Linked DNA regions of Homo sapiens: region 1 is linked to region 2. The links are chromatin loops, found by intact Hi-C in ENCODE. Cell type or tissue: HCT116. All regions are shown on one strand. Links, peaks and the distances in the headings refer to the core of each region. The heading gives the core; the rest is flanking DNA.

Region 1 (9,436 bases), core at 901-8,900, 480 kb after region 2:
ATTAAGTATTATGAACTGTACATAATTGTATGTGCTATATTTTTATACAACTGGCAGTGCAGTGGGTTTCTCTACAGCAGCATCACCACAAACACACGAGCAATGTGATGTTATGACGTTACCATGGCTACGACATCACCAGGCAATAGGTATTTCTCAGCTCCATTATAATCTTTTGGTACCACCGACACATATGCAGTACGTCATTGACCAAATTGTTATGTGGTGCACGGCTGTATTACCTCTGAAAGCCATGTTTGCTTTAAAAAAATTATATCCCAGGGACTGGCAGAGATTAAAATATAAATAATCCAACCCACCTTTCAAAATGTGCTAACCTGTCTCAATAAAATAAATAAATAAATAAATAAATAAATAAATAAATAAATAAATAAAGGCTTGGATCATTCAACACATTTAAGGGTCACAGAGAGCTGTTCACAGTGGGCTGAAAAGCATACACTCAGTGAATTAACTGCGCCTGTGCCTTCTGCGAACCGTGCTCATGAGCTTCTTCCTTGGCCTAGTTTCTCAAAATTTAGACAAAACAAAGTAGATGGCAATGTGGCAGAATTCTATCTGTTTGGTAGGTCCTCAATTAACACTGACCACCCAGGTTCTGGTGGTTATTTTTAAACCCCTGTTGATGAGATTCTCCATGTTTAAAAGGATAAAAATTGTTTGTGTTTCTGGTGGCTGAAACACAAGAATCGCTTGAACCCGGGAGACGAAAGTTGCGGTGAGCTGAGATCGCACCATTGCACTCCAGTCTGGGCGACAAAGCGAGACTCTGTCTCACACACACAAAAAGAAATATCCACGAGGCGCTGTCCTTCCTGCAAAAAGTGGCAAGCAAGTGGGAGAGAGATGCACTCACACAAGCCTGAGATGAGCAGAATGTGATAGGTGCTGTAATGAGCTACCAAGGGCACAGGAAACGAAGATATTCATTACAAATTGGTGACAGGGTGTGGAAAATTGAGTAAGAATTCCTACAGGAGCTGACATCTGAGTTGAATCTTACAGATGAGGTGAAATTTCATCAGGAAGTGATGGGAGAGAGGAGGATGTGCTACAAAAGTAAAAGTGCAGACAGAACAAATGTGGGGACACAGGCGTCTGCTGGGTTTGGGGAACGCCACATCTTCTGTTACAGTTAGAGAAGAGAGGGAATGGAGTTCGGTGAGAAGCAAAGCAGCTAAATAGAGGTTAGGGAAGACCACGCAGAGACAGAAATGCGTGACAGTTTTGTGGGCAGTTTTACTTCTGTGGCAGTTACACAATTGGAAAGTCACCCAGTGAGGTGTGCATAGGTTCACATTATAAAGTGGCAAGGCCAGGAGAGATGCTCCTAGAGATACTAAGATCGGGGCAACATTGTGAGAGCATTGGTATGTCAGGGCCATGATTATCCTATGAAGAGAGCTTGGGTACACCTGCTAGCTTGGTATTTATACTTACCATGTGATCAGTGGGTAAAATATCACAGAGGCAGGTGTGTAAGTGAATGTTATGCGTGGATAAGAGGTGCGGTCCATGTTCATAGATGAGCCAATGATAAAACAAAACTCCAGCTTGTGACTATAATATTCTACCTCCACCTGTATCACTTACCTTGCATTTTCCCACTCTCATTTTAATGTCCCCTTGATTGAAGATTGTAACTGCAAAACTCTGTTGCTACCTGGGTCATCTAGCCTTCTGTCACAGCGTTTCTCAGCCATTTTTTTCACTTTTGCATTGCTAAAGAGAAAAATTAATTAGGCTTAATTTAATTTAAATATTTATTAAGTTAGCAAATTTAAATTAAATTTAAATGTTTACTGAATAAATTAATTTAGATTTAAATTAGGCTACCTGTCTTTATAATGAAAGAAGCTTAATACTAAGGAATAAGACTTTGTTCATAGGGTTGAGCTTCCAAGAGCCACAAACCATTATAATATGCTAAGATTTTTTTATATGCTCCCACCAACCATGAACTGGTTTTCACCCTGCTGGTAGTGATATCACCCCCATTGAAAGTGCATGTTCTATGCCCATGTGTGTTTATGGTAGACTATTTACAATAGAAAAGGCTTGGAACCAACCCAAATGCCCATCAATGATAGACTGGATAAAGAAAATGTGGCACATATACACCATGGAATATTATGCAGCCATAAAAAGAAGAGTTCATGTCCTTTGCAGGGACATGGATGAAGCTGGAAGCCATCATTCTCAGCAAGCTGACACAGGAACAGAAAACCAAATACCGCATGTTCTCACGCATAGGTGGGAGGTGAACAATACGAACACATGGACACAGGGAGGGGAACATCACACACTGGGCTTTTTAGGGGGTGGGAGGCAAGGGGAGGGAGAGCATTGGGAGAGATACCTAATGCATGCAGGGTCTAAAACCTAGATGACGGGTTGATAGGTGCAGCAAACCACCATGGCACACGTATACCTATGTAACACACCTGCACGTTCTGCACACGTATCCCAGAACTTAAAGTAACATAAAAAAGTGCATATTCTGTTCTAATGGGTATATGCATGTATATATAAATACACACATATTTTATCATAAACCATTCTAAATTTTTCCACATACAACTTCAGTATAAATTATAAATACCATTTACGACATAGATGCAATAAACTTTTGTGAAGCAGAGGTTGAATTTTATATACTACACTTAGCCAATGGGCTCATTTACAAGGGAAACATCAGTCTGTGAATGATTCATTACTCAAGGGGAATGTGAGCCTTTATTTTTTAATTGCTACTATACTATGCAAAATGTTCTAGGACTTTCCAAAGAACATAAAAATAAAATTTTAAAATGGCATTGCCATTTTACAGGGAAGTCTGGAATGATGTGTACAAGTAATATGGCAATTTGAACCGCTGACCCAAAGCACCAGCCTGGAGTTCAGTAAAGTCAAAGGCAAGGAAGATGAGAACGCATTACTCAATGAGACATTCCACTTAATTGTAAATGAAATTTGAGTTAGAATTGTTTAATGCCAAGCAAAAACAAAGGGCGCTTCTCTGTCATGAGAAATCCAACACAATTTAGTCCCAGAGTTCCTAAACATGAGGGCTGGGTGACTTTCAGCTGAACAAACTCGATGGCAAGACTTTTTCTTCTTTGCAAACTACAGGAAACATGCTTCACTTTTTTTTTTTTTTTTTTTTTTTTTTTTTTTACAAATCAGAAAAAGAGTGCATAGCTTCTGTAGTTTAGTGAAAAAGGAAAATTATATAGAAGACATTTAAAAGTAATTCTGAAATGGCCCCCCTTTTTTTTTTTTTGAGACAGAGTCTCACTCTGTTGCCAGGCTGGAGTGCAGTGGCATGATCTTGACTCACTGCACCGCCTCCCGGGTTCAAGTGATTCTTCTGCCTCAGCCTCCTGAGTAGCTGGGACTACAAACGTGCGCCACCACGCCCAGCTAACTTTTGTATTTTTAGTAGAGACGGGGTTTCACCATGTTGGCCAGGATGGTCTTCGTCTCTTGACCTCATGATCTGCCCACCTCGGCCTTCCAAAGTACTGAGATTATAGGAGTGAGCCACTGCACCCGGCCCTGAAATGGCCTCTTATACCCAACTGCTACTAGGCTCGCCCTGGATTTACTTCCCTGTTGTTTTTTGACTTATATTTCAATATATAATTTAAAAAAATAAAACTGGGATAATACTAGACAAAGCTTTAAACCTTTGAACAATCATGTAGTTAACATTTCTTCATGAATTTAAATAATTTTAAATCAAGATTTTCAGTGGCTACATCATAATTTATCACCTACAGGTGTAATATTTCATGTAACTATAAGCCATCCTATTGCATATTGACTTTGATTCTAGCTTTTACTAGAATATATAATGCTACAATAAATATCCTTGAGAATAAATATTTGTTTGCATCTCTGGTTATTTTCTTAGAATAAATTCCTTGAAATGGAATTACTAGGTGAAAAGATATCAATAAACTTTTTAAAATGTCTTTGATATGGAATAGAAATCACACTTTATTCTTTCAAAGTTTTTAGCTAAGTCTCCCCGCTCTTCTTCCCTATTCCCTTATGTACACACACACACACACACACACACACACACACACACATTTTAGTTCAGCCCTTTTTTCTTTTCATTTGTCTCCTTTCCCCTTCAACACCTTCATCCTACCACATCCACGTATGTGTGAACCCCATTCTTCCCACCCAGATCACCTATGTTGACAACAGAGTTTGAATCCTTCAATACTTTAGTGTAATGAGAACACTTGGACATAGGGTGGGGAACACCACACACCAAGGCCTGTTGTGGGGTAGGGGGAGCGGGGAGGGATAGCATTAGAAGACATACCTAATGTAAGTGACGAGTTAATGGGTGCAGCACACCAACATGGCGCATGTATACATATGTAACAAACCTGCACGTTGTACACATGTACCCTAGAACTTAAAAGCATAATAAAAAAATTTTTAGTGTAAATATTTTATATATTCCAAATTTTCCTTCAAAAATTTAAAACCAATTCACTATCTTACCAATAATGTATTAAGATGACCATTTCAGGCCAGGCACAGTGGCTAATGCCTGTAATCCCAGCACTTTGGGATGCTGAGGCAGGAGGATGGCTTGAGCCTAGGAGTTTGAGACTAGCCTGGGCAACATAGTGAGACTCCATTTCTACAAAAAATAAAAATAAAAACTTAGCTGAACATACTGGCACGTGCCTGCAGTCCCAGCTACTTGGGAGGCTGAGGTGGGAGAACCACATGAGCCCAGGAGGTTGAGGCTGCAGTGAACCGTGATCATGCAACTGCACTCCAGCCTGGGCAACAGAGCAAGACCCTCTCACACACACACACAAAAGATGACCATTTCACTGGGTATTATATTTCAATTGGAGCTTCTTTTATTACTAGTGAGCTAGTCAGTTCAAACATTTTTTAGGTCATTCGTTACTTATATAACTCTTTTTGTTTTTTAAACAAATGTTCTATTCTTGCTTTGTTGCCTGCTTTCTTTTTTGTATTGGGAGACATTTATTTTTCTTATTAATTTACAAAAGTATCAAATAGGGTGCAAATGTTGTTTCTCAGTTTTTTTTGCATACATTTAAAGTTTGACTACTTTTTTTTTGAGATGGAGTTTTGCTCTTGTTGCCCATGCTGGAGTGCAATGGCACGATCTCAGCTAATTGCAACCTCTGCCTCCTGGGTTGAGGCGATTCTCCTGCCTCAGCCTCCCTAGTAGCTGGGATTGTAGGCACCTGCCACCATGCCCAGATAATTTTTGTATTTTTAGTAGAGATGGGGTTTCACCATGTTGGCCAGGCTGGTCTCGAACTCCTGACCTTACGTGATCTGTTCACCTCAGCCTCCCAAAGTGCTGGGATTACAGGTGTGAGCCACTGTGCCCAGTGACTACTTTTTTAACATAGAAAATTTACTTAACTTTTCATTAACTTTATTGATCTTTATGTTCATGCTTCCTTTATTGTAAGATTACACAAATGTGTATATTTATGCTTTCTTATAGTTTCATTATTTAATGGTTAAATATTGGCCCATCTAGAAATTCAATTTTTTAAACTGTATGAGGTAGGGGTATAGTTTTATATTATACAAATGTATATACTTTCCCTAAGAGTTAAGCAGTTGCCCTGGGTTCAAATATTGATTAGTTTTCTTTTCCCAACTCTTCTCTTTCAACTTTGAAGATTTATTTCATTATGTTATCTTTGAATTGGCTATTAGTACTCATAATTGAGTAATTTAAGTCATATGTAATATTATACTTCCCCATACAAGATTCAAGTTCTAGAGAATGATTTAGACTAAGATGTGGAGGTCTTCTTTGTTTAGACAGAATGACTCATATAACTTTTCTCCAATTAAATACCAATAAAGCCAGAGTCTGTCAAACCAGTGGTTGATTCATTTCAATTTTTGAAAGTTACTCCAAGAAATAGCTTATGAAAGACTGTAGGAATGCCTCTTTATTACACACTTCTGCTAAGTTGTTGTCCTTTTTTGACACATCTTTAAGTATCTAGCAATAATACATTAAATCCATGCGATTTTTGTGCGTGTTTCTTAAATCCTCTGCACCTCAGTTTCTTCATTTGTAAAACTGGGATAATAAGAAATAAGAATACTGGCTGGGTACATGGCTCATGCCTATGATCCCAGCACTTTGGGAGGCTGAGGCAGGAGGATTGCTTGAGCACAGGAGTTCCAGAACAGCCTGGGCAACACAGCAAGACCCTGTGTCAACAAAAATTACAAAAATTAGCTGGGTGTGGTGGTGTGTGCCTGTGATCTCTGCTGCTCAGGAGGCTGAGGTGGGAGGATCACTTGAGCCTGGGAGGTTGAGGTTGCAGTGAGCCGTGATGGGATTGTGCCACTGCACTGCAGCCTGGGAAACACAGAGAGACCCTGTCTCAAAAAAAGGAAGGAAGGAAGGAAGGAGAAAGAAAACTGACCTTCTCTGTTTGTGAGTCTAACACTCACAAACACATATTTGTTTGTGAAACATAGAAAAGTAAATTTTCTATGTTAAAAAAGTAGTCACTGGGCACAGTGGCTCACACCTGTAATCCCAGCACTTTGGGAGGCTGAGGTGAACAGATCACGTAAGGTCAGGAGTTCGAGACCAGCCTGGCCAACATGGTGAAACCCCATCTCTACTAAAAATACAAAAATTATCTGGGCATGGTGGCAGGTGCCTACAATCCCAGCTACTAGGGAGGCTGAGGCAGGAGAATCGCCTCAACCCAGGAGGCAGAGGTTGCAATTAGCCGAGATCGTGCCATTGCACTCCAGCATGGGCAACAAGAGCAAAACTCCATCTCAATTTTGTGAGGTTTGTGAGGCTTTAATATGCATAAAGCCTCCAGTACTGAGTCTGTGGTTTGCTATTACTATTATGAATGCTATCCAATGTCAAACTTACCTAGAAGTTCATTCTGCTACTGAAGACCTCTGTAATCTTTTGCTCAACTCTCTGTCCCCATTATCCTAAGTTACCTGTGATTTCCTCAAGGTACTTTTTCCCTCACATCTCAGCACTATGGATACACTGCTCCCTTTGCCGAGAATTCCCCACCCCACCTCTTCCGACCACCCCCATCTCCCCTGATCCCCACCTTGCAGTCAGCCTTCAGGACTCAGCTCAGGCCTTAGCTTCCCCCAAGAGTCACAGTGCCTCCTACCCCAGCAAAAGTTATGTATCTCTCTTTCATGATTCCTCAGCAGTCTGTACTTTCTTCTATCAGGACATTCATTCATTTGTTCACTCATTCATTCATTTAACAAACACTTACTGAGTGGCTCCCACATACCAGACACTGAATTATCTGTCTGCCTGCCCCTGAAGAGCGTCTTATCCAACTGGCATATAGTCTGCACTTTGTAAGTGATGGCTAAACGAAAAAATGCCTTCCCAAAGAGGTACTGCCCCTAAAATGGACTTTCTGGGCTCCTTTTTTAAACCATCAAGATCCTTTTAGGGAATTCTAACATACTCTGCAGTCTAATTTGAGTATAAAAAAAGAGGGATCCTCCTTAGTAGAAAATAGACGAGAAAGTGATAACATAACCTGGACATTCTATTTTCTTCCTGGGAGAAAAAAATTACTTATCAATTTCACCAAATTAGTGTAGATGGTATTTCCTAGGAACCTATTGTTTAAAAACAAACAAACAAAAGGCTTCCCTGCTGCTGCTCTCACTGGAAAACTCTTTCCGGTTGTTAGACTTCAGGAGATGTTTCCTGGTTGCTGATCTGACAAGAGACATCAGAAAGAACCGCATCAATCAGAGAGTTTGTGTCCTGCTCTACACACACACATACATTCACACCTCCCTTTCTCTACTACGCTTCTCTCCAAAGGTGCTTGCTGGATTCCACATCAGAATCCATACCCCCACCCCCACCCCAGGAAAGGGTAATTGGACACATTGCCCTTCTTGAGGCCTGTGTGTCTCTGGATGCTCTGCCCTAAAACTCCTTAACCGGATGATACAGCCCTGTATCATCTTGCTGTCAGCTCTTGATGTGCCCTGGAATTTCCAGGAATGAAGGGCACTCCGATGGAGAGTGATGTCCTTCGAGTCCTGTGACCTAGTTCTTTTCCAGTTCACTCAGTATTTTTGCAGAACAGGTGCCAAGATGGATGCATGCTATGTCCTCCCCAGTCAAATTGTGAGCATCTTCGAAGATGCCAAGTGCTGAGAACAGGGTATGTTAGCTAACTTGTGCTCCCTCTAGTGGCACTGCAGGAGCATAACACAGATGTTCAGATAATGCCATAGGGGATGACAGCTATTCCGCATCCTAGTGAGTAAGGATGGACATGCTTTAAATGGCCAGTTATTTAAGATTTCAGAGTCAATGGTAGGAAAACCATACCATGTCATTTAACAGTAAAAACAGTCAAATTTGGAGTTCAACTTTCTTGGATTTTTTTTAAAATTATTTCACTTTTTAAAAATAGAGGTCACAATTTGAACATAATATAAATGGGAATGCAAAATTCTAATTTATGCCCTTGGGTCTGAGTTGGTCATTGATCCAGAATAGAGGATAATATAACATGCTTATGTCACGTGCTTTTGAACTAAGTGCAACAAGGCAGAAGTAAGTGGTAATTTTCAGCATTCAAACAAAGTGAATGCACATCACGTGTGAATGGAGATGTTGAAATGTGTGTTCTGTCCAACCTGGCACTAAAGTTCTGCATAAGGCTTTTGATGTTTTGTGTCTCTCCCTCCACATACCAGATGCTGCAGAATCCACATTGCCTCCAAGGCAGCCCAGCCATGTGTCCTTGATGCTTCACGAACAATCATAAATTAGCAAAGCCAGCAGTGGCTCCCGTGACATAAGGTGGCACACTTTATGGGCTCTGCCCTCCTCGCTTCAGTGTTATTTATTCAGCTCCATATACTGTGCACCGCTTGCTCCTTTTATTACTCAGCAGAGATTTGTAAATACATAAACTCTTCCCCAAGCCATTTTCTGAAACAGATGACTGGCCGAGTGGCATGTCCTTTGTCAGAGTTTGCGCAGTGCTCACACTGCCTTGACAACAGCCACATTTCCTTATGTTCTAAGTCCTTCCTTAAATGTCTTGTGCAGGGGTCAGTCTTTTAAGATACTTTCTAAGGACTCGAGTCATGTAATTGGTCAAATGCATTGGGATATGTGACCAGATAACCAAAATGCATTTCTTAAAATCAAGCAAAACAAACAAACAAAAACAAACAAACAAAAACACTCCAACCAATAATAACAACAACAAAAGCAGTTTTTAGAAATTGGACGTAAGGGCCAGGCGCAGTGGCTCAAACCTGTAATCCCAGCACTTTGGGAGGCCAAGGCGGGTGGATCACAAGGTTAGGAGATCGAAACCATCTGGCCAACATGGTG
Region 2 (9,508 bases), core at 859-8,858:
ATCACAGCATGTGAAAGGGAGGCCAGAGTGCTCTATATAAAATAAAAATCCAACCTGATTATTCCTTCTTAGATTCTTTCCATCACATTCAGAAAACAACAACAACAACAGTCCAAGTGCCCTCTACAGCCCTGCCCTCACCTAATCCCTTTAAACTCATCTCTGAACTCATCTCTGAAAACCCAAAGTGCTTGTACTTCTTTGCATACTGCATGTTTCTTCATGAGTCTACACCTTGGCTGATGCTATTCCCTCAGCATGTCAACATATCTACACACATGCACATAATCTGGTGGGATTTGGAGTGGGATTGTATTGACTTTACCAATAAATTTTGAGAGAACTGACATCTTTTCAATATTGAGCCTTTCCATAATGAACAAGATACATCCTTCCTTTATTAAGATTGCTCAATAACGTTTCATAGTGTTCTATGTAGAATTTTTGCACATCATTTTCTGGCACCCAGTGTTAGCCATGATTGAATTAGCTAGGGATGAGAGAAACAATGTAAAAGTTGAAATATTATGCAATTGAGAATAATTGGGATGGAAATGTTGAAATGATATGGGAACTAGAACAGTACTGCTTCGTGTTCAGAGACATATCCAGGCTTCCCTTGATAGGAGTTGCTTGCTAAGCAAAGTGTGTTTACTCTAGCAGCCCCTAGGGTGGGCATTCTGCCTGGGGAGAGAAGGGCAATGACTCAGCTGTGTTCAAGACACCACAACATAAACAGTGGGGTTGGAGTAGAGTAAGGTAGCTTTGCAGAGCAGTACAATCCCCTAATGTGCTTGATTTCCCAAGGTCTCCTTCAGTACATCCCCCTGTCAATTACAACTCCAAGTAAACACAGATCTCCTTATGATCGTACTAGCAGAGGATTGAGATATGGCTATGCCAAAGAGCAGACCCTCATGAGCATGTGAAGCAGTCTAGAGCCCTGGACAAGGAGTAGCTGACTAAAGTATCCACCCCAGCCTCTGTCTTGGTGTGCCCTGCCCACTGAGACTAGTGAAGAGGTGATCTTGCACCATGTAGCTCAAGAGAAAGCCCTCATCTGCCAGTTTGCTTTTAGTCCATGGGCCCCCATGAACAGCTGGACTGCAAGCCATTCTTGCTCACTAACTTTATTGTGGATGAAAGGCTCTTTTGTAACCCCCTAGAGGGCTCTGAGTATAAGCAAGTAGGAGAAGTCATACCTGCTAGAGAAGTGAAAGAGAGATTTATAAAATGTCTCACAGAGGTAATACTAGCTGCTAATCCTCATATATGTAGACTCTTATTTATAAACATTATACAAGCAACATATCAAAAATTGAAAAATGTTGAAATAACTAAAAGTTCAAAGCTAAGTACTCTAAAAGAATGGCTCCCACTAAAATAGAAAACATAAAGAAAACAAGAAAGGTCCTTTAAAATTATAATTGATATTCTTCAAGAGATTTGAGGGAAGAATTCATTGAGTAAAATAGCAGGCCAGTATTACAGAGAAGCAATTGGAAAGTAAAAGAGAATGTTGACCATTAACAGAGCTTGTGACTATCATATGCAAATGCTTTCTGAAAATAAAGGGAAAATGCTTGCCAACTCACTATATAAGGCAAGTATTTCCCTGATACCAAAGCAGATAAAGACATGACAGGAAACGAAAACTTGACCATGTATTATCCTGCCTTAACAAAAGCAAAAATCCTTAAAAACATATTAGCAATCTGAGTCCAGCAACATATAAAAAGGATTACATACTATGACCAAGTAGAATTCATCCCAGGAATTCAAGGTTGGCTTAACATCCAAAAATCAATTATATATTTGAGGGTAGCCCTAATCTGTGTGATGGAGGGCACCACAGATAGCTGCTACACTCTTGTACACCCTTTCTCAGAGATACTGGAAAATATGCTTCATTAAAAGGAAAGAATATACTAAGAAAGATAAAGTCACAGGACCAAGGGAACAAGCTTTTTTTTTTTTTTTTTCCAGAGTCTTGCTCTGCCGCCCAAGCCAGAATGCAGTGGTGCAATCTCAGCTCACTGCAATCTCTGTCTCCTGGGTTCAAGTGATTCTCATGCCTCAGCCTCCTGAGTAGCTGGGATTACAGGCATGCACCACCACCCCCGGCTAATTTTTATATATTTTTTTCTGGTAGAGATGAGGTTTCCATGTTGGCCAGGCTGGTCTCAAACTCCTGACCTCGGGTAATGCCCCCGCCTTGGCCTCCCAAAGTGTTGGGATTATAGTGAACCACTGCGCCCAGCCAAGAACAAGCAATTGAAAAGAGAGAAAGAAAATTAAAAAACAATCTCCAGGACAACAGTTCACAAAACAGCAGGCCTAGAGAATAACCAAATCAGATGAAGCATTGAGATAAATTTTGAATGTAATATCTTTAATAATTTTAGATCTAATTGATTTTTTTACTTCTTTTATCTTTTTGGTAAATATATTTTTTTCTAGGAATTTGTTCATTTGACTTTATTGGTATAAAGTTTGTCATACTATCCTCTTGTGATTTAATAAAAATGTCTATGCATTTTTATGCACAGTGGTCTGTGCCTTTTCATTCTTAAAATCAGTTATTTGTGCCATCTCATTCTTTCATGATTATTCATTAGGAATTTCTCATTTTATTTAGTCTTCTCAAAGAAAAAATTTCAGCTTTTTCATCTTCTTTATCAAATGATTTTTTTTAATTTTGTCAATTTATGTTCTTTATGTTTCTCTTGTACTGTGTCTCAGCCTTATTTGTTTTACTTTTTCTATCTTCTTGAGATGTATGCTTCACCTGCATTTTTTTGCTTCTCCTTCCATCATATATATATATATACAGTTAAATCTATACATTTTCCTCTAAGTATGACATTAGTTGCATTCTCAAAATTTCAATATATTTTACTACATTCAATTCAGAATATTTTCTAATTTCCATTAGGATTCCTTTGACCTATAGATTATTTCGAAGTATATTGCTTCTAAGTATGTATAGACATATATGAGCACTTCCTAATAATCTATATCCTCATTTAATTCCAGAGAACATACTCTTAATAACTGTCAGACTTGATTTATGGCAAAGAATATGATTAGTTTTGTAAATGTGTGTGTCAGCTTAAAAAGAATGATTTTTCTGCACTCTAAAAGTGCAGTATTCTGTAAATGTCCCCTAGTTAAATCTGCTAATCATTTGCTCAAATATTTTTCATCCTTACAGACTTTTTGTCTGCCTTTCTATCAGTTAATGACAGAGGTGTCATTCTTTTTAAGATTTGTCAAATACAAATGCACACACACACACACACAATGGACCATATTCTTTAACATAAATCAAGCCTCAATAAATTTCAAATAATTAAAATTATTTAGAGTTCAGAGGACTTTCTACAGAACTAAGTGAGAAATCAAAGATCATTATAAAATCATATATAGTCCCAGCACTTTGGGAGGCCGAGGCAGGCAGATTGTTTGAGCTCAGGAGTTTGAGACTAGCCTGGGCAACATGGAGAAATCCTGTCTTTACAAAAAAATACAAAAATTTGCTGGGTGTGGTGGTGTGTGCCTGTAGTCCCAGCTGCCTGGTGGGCTGAGGAAGGAAGATCCTTTGAGCAGGAGAGGTTAAGGCTTCAGTGAGCCATGTTCACACCACTGTACTCCAGCTTGGGCGAAAAAGTGGGACCCTGTCTCAAAAAATCATATATGTACATATATATCTATAAAGCCATTTATACATATTATATACACACTATGTTAAATTAAGTTTTTATATCTTTCTGAAGAAATGAACCTTTTATAATCATGCAGAATATCTCCAGGAATTTTTTTTTATTATACTTTAAGTTTTAGGGTACGTGTGCACAACGTGCAGGTTAGTTACATATGTATACGTGTGCCATGTTGGTGTGCTGCACTCCAGGAATTTTTAAAATTTAAATTCTATTCTATCTGATATTAATGCAGTCACCTCAGGGTTCTTCTGGTTAGTGTTTATATGGTTATATATTTTTGTATCATTTTACTTTTAACTTTTCTGTGTCTTTATGTTCTGTCTTCATGTTTGTTTCTTATAAGCAGCATATAGTTGGGATACAGTTTTTATTTGATCTGATAATCTTTGACTTTAATTAGAATATTTAGTCTGTTACATTTAATGCAGTTGTAATAGTACTGGATTTAATCATATCACGATTTTGAGTTTGTCTTTTTTCCACTTTGCTTTCTCTTGGCTTCTTTGGAATGATCTATTTTTTATTATTCAATTTTACTAGCTTAAAAGTCATAAACTCTTAAAACTTTTTTAAAGGGGTCAGAAATATAAAGTGATGCATTTCCAATAGAGGTGGAATTATACAGTGGACAGGATGGTGTCAGCACATGGGGGACACATATGAAGAAGTGGCACAGAGGAGCATGAGCATGGGGTAGTATTATTTTGTGTAGCAGTTAGAGGTAAAGCAAAGATTATTTATAATGATATGAGGATCTCACAGAACACAACTGAAAGAATGTGGAGGGGGCAGAGAAAAGGTAGGCTAATCCTCATTCAGTTAGCACAAAGAAGGGAAATACAGACGACAAAAAGACTATGTTAATGAGGAAATGCCTAATAGGTAGAATACTAAACCTTTACTCCAAGATAATTTGATATTTTCCCAAATGTGTTTACCCAAGAGTAAGCATAAAAAATAAATTACATCTTTTGGCTCTTTTAAGCACATATTATAATTCAGACAGTGAAATGTGAAATAGAAAATGCCAGTTATTATGAGATGAATAAAGGGAGGGAAAGGAAGGAAGGATGGGCAGAGGAGAAAGGGAGAAAAAGAAAAAGCAGAGTGGCTTTTACTCATTTGTAGCACTAGGTGGCACCAGAACACTGCTTAGAATGTAGTAAAATAAAATACGTTATTGGTATTGCAAAGCAAGGAAGGATTTTAACAGGGCAAATTCAATATTGCAGAAAGCTTGTTCCCCCAAATGACAGGTCTGCTTTTCACCTAATTACATTTTGTGAAGATCACCTTCATATCTTGTATGGTCAGTGTATATTGTATGTGTGTTTTGCATGTGACTATTATCATTTATTTTTAGGTTATTTTTCCTTAATCTTCTACACAAATTAGTGTTCCTGAATAACAGAATAGAAATAATGGAATATAAGGAATATTATGAGTTATAATTGAAGAACTTCTTCAGAAACAAAAGAGGACTTTAACTTACCTAAACATTCAATGGATATATCATTCCCCATCCCCAAAATGACAAAAACAATGATAATAATAACATGAAGAAAGGTTCTAGGGCAACTGACTTCTGTGTAGTAGAACAAGTTTCTTTATGGTATAAAAATATTTTGTATATAGCTCCTTTATTCTCATATTTGTTTTAAAAGACAAATCGTAAAGCAAGAATTACAAAACTATGTTGAAGGACTTATAATGTATAAAGATACAATTTGTATAAAAAAAAGCACAAAGGAAATGAGATAAAATGGAGTTATATTGTTAGTTTTTATATAATATTGAAATGAAGCTAATATTAATCTGAATTAGATTGTTTTAAGATGCTAATTGTAATCTCTAGGGCAATCACTAAAATATTAAATTTCATTTTATTTTTCTTTTATTTATTCTTTTGTGACAGGGTCTCACTCCATCACCCAGGCTGGAGTGAAGTGGTGCAATTATGGCTCGTGCAGCCTCAACCTCCCAGGCTATAGTGATCCTCCCCCACTCAACCTCCCAAATAGCTGAGACTACAGGCGTGTGCTCCCACGCCCAGCTAATTTTTATAATTTTTATATTTTTTGTAGAGACAAGATCTCACTAGGTTGCCCAGACTGGTTTCAATCCCCTGGGCTCAAACCATCCACCAATCTTGGCCTCACAAAGTACTGGGATTACAGGCATGAGCCATTATGCCCAGCCTAGAAACTAAATTTTAAAATACAGTAAAGGAAACACAAGAATGAACTAGAAAATATCCACTTAACAATAGAGGAGGCAGTAATGGAGGAAGAGAAAAACAAAAACACACATGACATATAAAAACAAGTATCCAAATGGCAGATGTAAGTTCACCTTATCAGCAATTACACTAAATGAAAATGGGTTAAACACTAAAATCAAAAGGCAAAGTTTGCCAGGATGAATTTAAAAACATGATCAAATGCTAGAAAAGACACACTTTAGATTCAAGGATATAAACAGGTGGAAAGTAAAAGGGTAGAAGAAGCAAACCAAGAGAGTTAGAGTGTTTTGTGGGCAGCTATTATTATTTATTTGTACTAATATCAGACAAAATAGACTTTGATACAACAGTTTTTACTAAGAAAAAGAAAAGCGTTTTATAATGATTAAAGGGTCAGTTCATTAAGAAGATAAAATAGTTATAAACCTATATGCACCCAACAACAGAACCTCAAAACGTAAATAACAAAAGCTGACAGAATTAAAGGGATAAGTTAATAATTCAACAACAATAGTTAGAGACTTTAATATCCTGACTTTCAATAATGGATCAAACAACTAGGCAGAAGATTAACAAGGAAAGAGAAGTCTTGGGCAACAACATGTAGATATCCAGTACTGGTAGCATGAAGCCCCATCTAAAATTTGGTTTGGATGTCAACACTAGTGACATCACACAAACAACACAAGGTTCTGAAAAAGCTTATTACTTAATCAATCTATCTGGGGAAAGCAGGGCACATCTTTAAGCAAGTCTGAAAAGGCTCGAAAGAGGACAAATATTTTTATTGGATTGGGAAATATACATGTTAAATGGCTGAATTGTATGGCATGTGAATTATACATCAATAAAGCTGTATTCAAAAAAACAAATAAACCAAAATATGTGCTTGAAGGTATCTGACCACCTTCACATGATTGTGAAGAATTATTCATTTTAGATTTTGAGATTTGATTTTCCCTTGGTGTGTTTATCAATTCTGAAGGGGCAATTTATTCTGAGAATGTTGTGATTAGGAAGGACACTCAGAGGGCTTCTGAATGAAAACATTCTGTATGTTTACCTGGCTCATGATTACAAGAGTATTTGTTTTATAAAAATTTATTAAGCTGTGTATATATGTTTCATGCATTTTTCTCTACAAGTACTCTACCTTAAAATAAAATAGTGATTTTTAAAAAGATATATATTATGGTAAAGTTATCAAAATTTGAAGATAAAGAATCTGTTGGGTAATCCAATAAAAAATAGATAAAGAAATAAAGTTACATATAAAAGGAAAGTGTTAGCTTGACCTCAGAATTTTCTTCAGAATTATATAATGTGAGAAGTTGATGAAATTATGGTTACAAAATCCTCTGTGAAAGATCAATGTACATATTTGCTACTTAATATACTTTGGATATTTATTCCTTCCAAATCTCATGTTGAAATCTGATCCCCAACGGTGGAGGTGGGTGTGGTGGGAGGTCTTTAGGTCCTGAAGGCAGATCCCTCATGAATGGCTTGGTGCCATTCTCAGAGAGAGTGAGTTCTCACTCTTAGTTCCTGGGAGAATTGATTGTTGAAAATAACCTGGCACCTCCCTCCTCTCTCTCTTGCTCTCTCACGCCATGTGACACACCAGCTCCCATTTGCTTTCTGTCATGAGTGGAAGCAGCCTGAAGCCCTCCCCAGAAGCTGATGCTAGCTCCATGCCCCTTGTACAGCCAGCAGAACTGTGAGCCAGATAAACCACTTTTCTTTATAAATTACCCAGCCTCAGGTATTCCTTTACAGCAACACAAAAAGACTAAGGCACTGTTATGGTGGATCTAAAAATTTTGTAAGAGACAGTGGTAGCTTCCATTGAATAATCTCTCTGTGTCTGGTACTATTATTAGCATTCCACATCTATTCACTCTTTGAGTCCACAAAACCACTTTTTGAGGAAGGTGCTATAATCATTCCCGTTTTACAAGCAAGAAAACAAGCACAGAGAGGTTAAGTAAATTGTCTGTGTGCTAAGGGATTGTGGCCAGTTTCAAACCTCAGCAGAATGAGTTCAGAGCCCACGCTCCAGAGCTGCATCTGAACCACTGCATTACCTCCAAGCAAAACAGTCACTTAAGCATGAAGGCCACATAACATGTGAGAACTCAGAAGACAACATTCACGTGAGTCTTCTTGGAACAGGTCACCAAAGGATGAACTTCTGTTAACCAAGTTATGAATTGAGAAACTGACAAAAAGCCAGATGTGAGAATTGAGTCCATATAGTATAAAGACTAAAACAAAGTTATGGCTTATGATTATAGAACAAAACACAAATGATACCAAATCCATACATGAAGAAATGATATAACTAACTAAAGTTATCAAAAGACATAGGAGAAGAAGCTGGGCGTAGTGGCTCACGCCTGTAATCCCAGCACTTTGGGAGGCCGAGACGGGCAGATCATTTGAGGTCAGGAGTTTGAAACCAGCCTGGCCAACATGACAAAATCCCGTCTCTTCTAAAAATACAAAAAAATTAGCCAGGCATGGTGGTGGATGCCTGCAATCCCAGCTACTTGGAAGGCTGAGTCAGGAGAATTGCTTGAATCCAGGAGGCGGAGGTTGCAGTGAGCCGAGATCGTGCCACTGCACTCCAGCCTGGGCGACAGAGCAAGACTCTGTTTAAAAAAACAAAAAAAAGAAAGAAAAAGAAAAAGAAAAAGAAATAGGAGAAGAGAAAAGGTAAGAAGCCCCAAAATATTTAATTCTGACACACCAAATAATAGATGTATAAAGATATTTAGTGGTATAAGAGTAAATCTTAAGAAACATAAACTTATCAGATAAAGCTGGGTGGTAGAGAAGAAAAAGAAGTGAAACTAAACTATTTTTAATCCTGTTTATAGTAAGAAATCAATAGAGAACATCTAAAAAGATTAAATTAACATGTTAAATTTAAAAAGATAACTCTAAAGCCAAAAACTATAATCCTTCCAAATTTTCAGAAGCTGCATAAAACAAAATAATAAAAAAACACAAACTACATAGTGAAAGATATTTTTTAAAGTAAAAGAAACAAATGAAGCACAAAATGTGATATAAAATGACACAAAATATGTTGGTAATATCTATAAGTGTAAATGGCTTTAACTTACTTATTAAAGGACAAAAAGAATACAAATGAGTCTTAGAGAAAATCCAAGCATTGGTTATTTATAGGAGATACACCTATGAAAGAGTGTCTCAGAAAAATTGAAAGTAATAAAAAGAGGCAAAAGTTCCTCAGACAAACAGGAAAAAATGTTGGGTGGGTGTGTGATAAGGGAAGCTCAAAATCTTGTTATTAAATAAAATTAATGAAATAAAATTATTAAATGAGATAATCTTCATAAGGAAAGAAATTCACAATACAAAATTTGAAGTTATGAATGTCCATGATCAAAAGAAAAGAGCACCAACATTTATCAGTTAAAATATTTGGAATATGGCCGGGCGCGGTGGCTCATGCCTATAATCCCATGGCTTTGGGAGGCCAAGGTAGGTGGATCATTTGAGGTCAGGAGTT

What was found. Hi-C counts contacts between places; a loop is a spot of excess contacts. Peaks named below come from ENCODE experiments on the same cell type or tissue, not always from the same donor. Only the 100,000 strongest peaks of a DNase experiment are listed, where the experiment ranks them.
Region 1: it touches region 2 in a loop (5-fold over the local background); 24 of 110 quality-filtered maps call a loop at or near these places.

Annotation. Positions count from the first base shown.
Region 1 is chr1:233,783,016-233,792,451 of GRCh38, forward strand. No RefSeq gene overlaps it. Among named protein-coding and RNA genes, the nearest start is that of SLC35F3, 120 kb to the right of the region's middle. In HCT116, for the core only: a CTCF peak has its summit at 8,253 (motif pointing left); a DNase peak (open chromatin) is centred at 8,256.
Region 2 is chr1:233,299,831-233,309,338 of GRCh38, forward strand. It overlaps a transcript of PCNX2 not described here. Among named protein-coding and RNA genes, the nearest start is that of PCNX2, 8.9 kb to the left of the region's middle. In HCT116, for the core only: a CTCF peak has its summit at 4,863 (motif pointing right); a DNase peak (open chromatin) is centred at 4,857.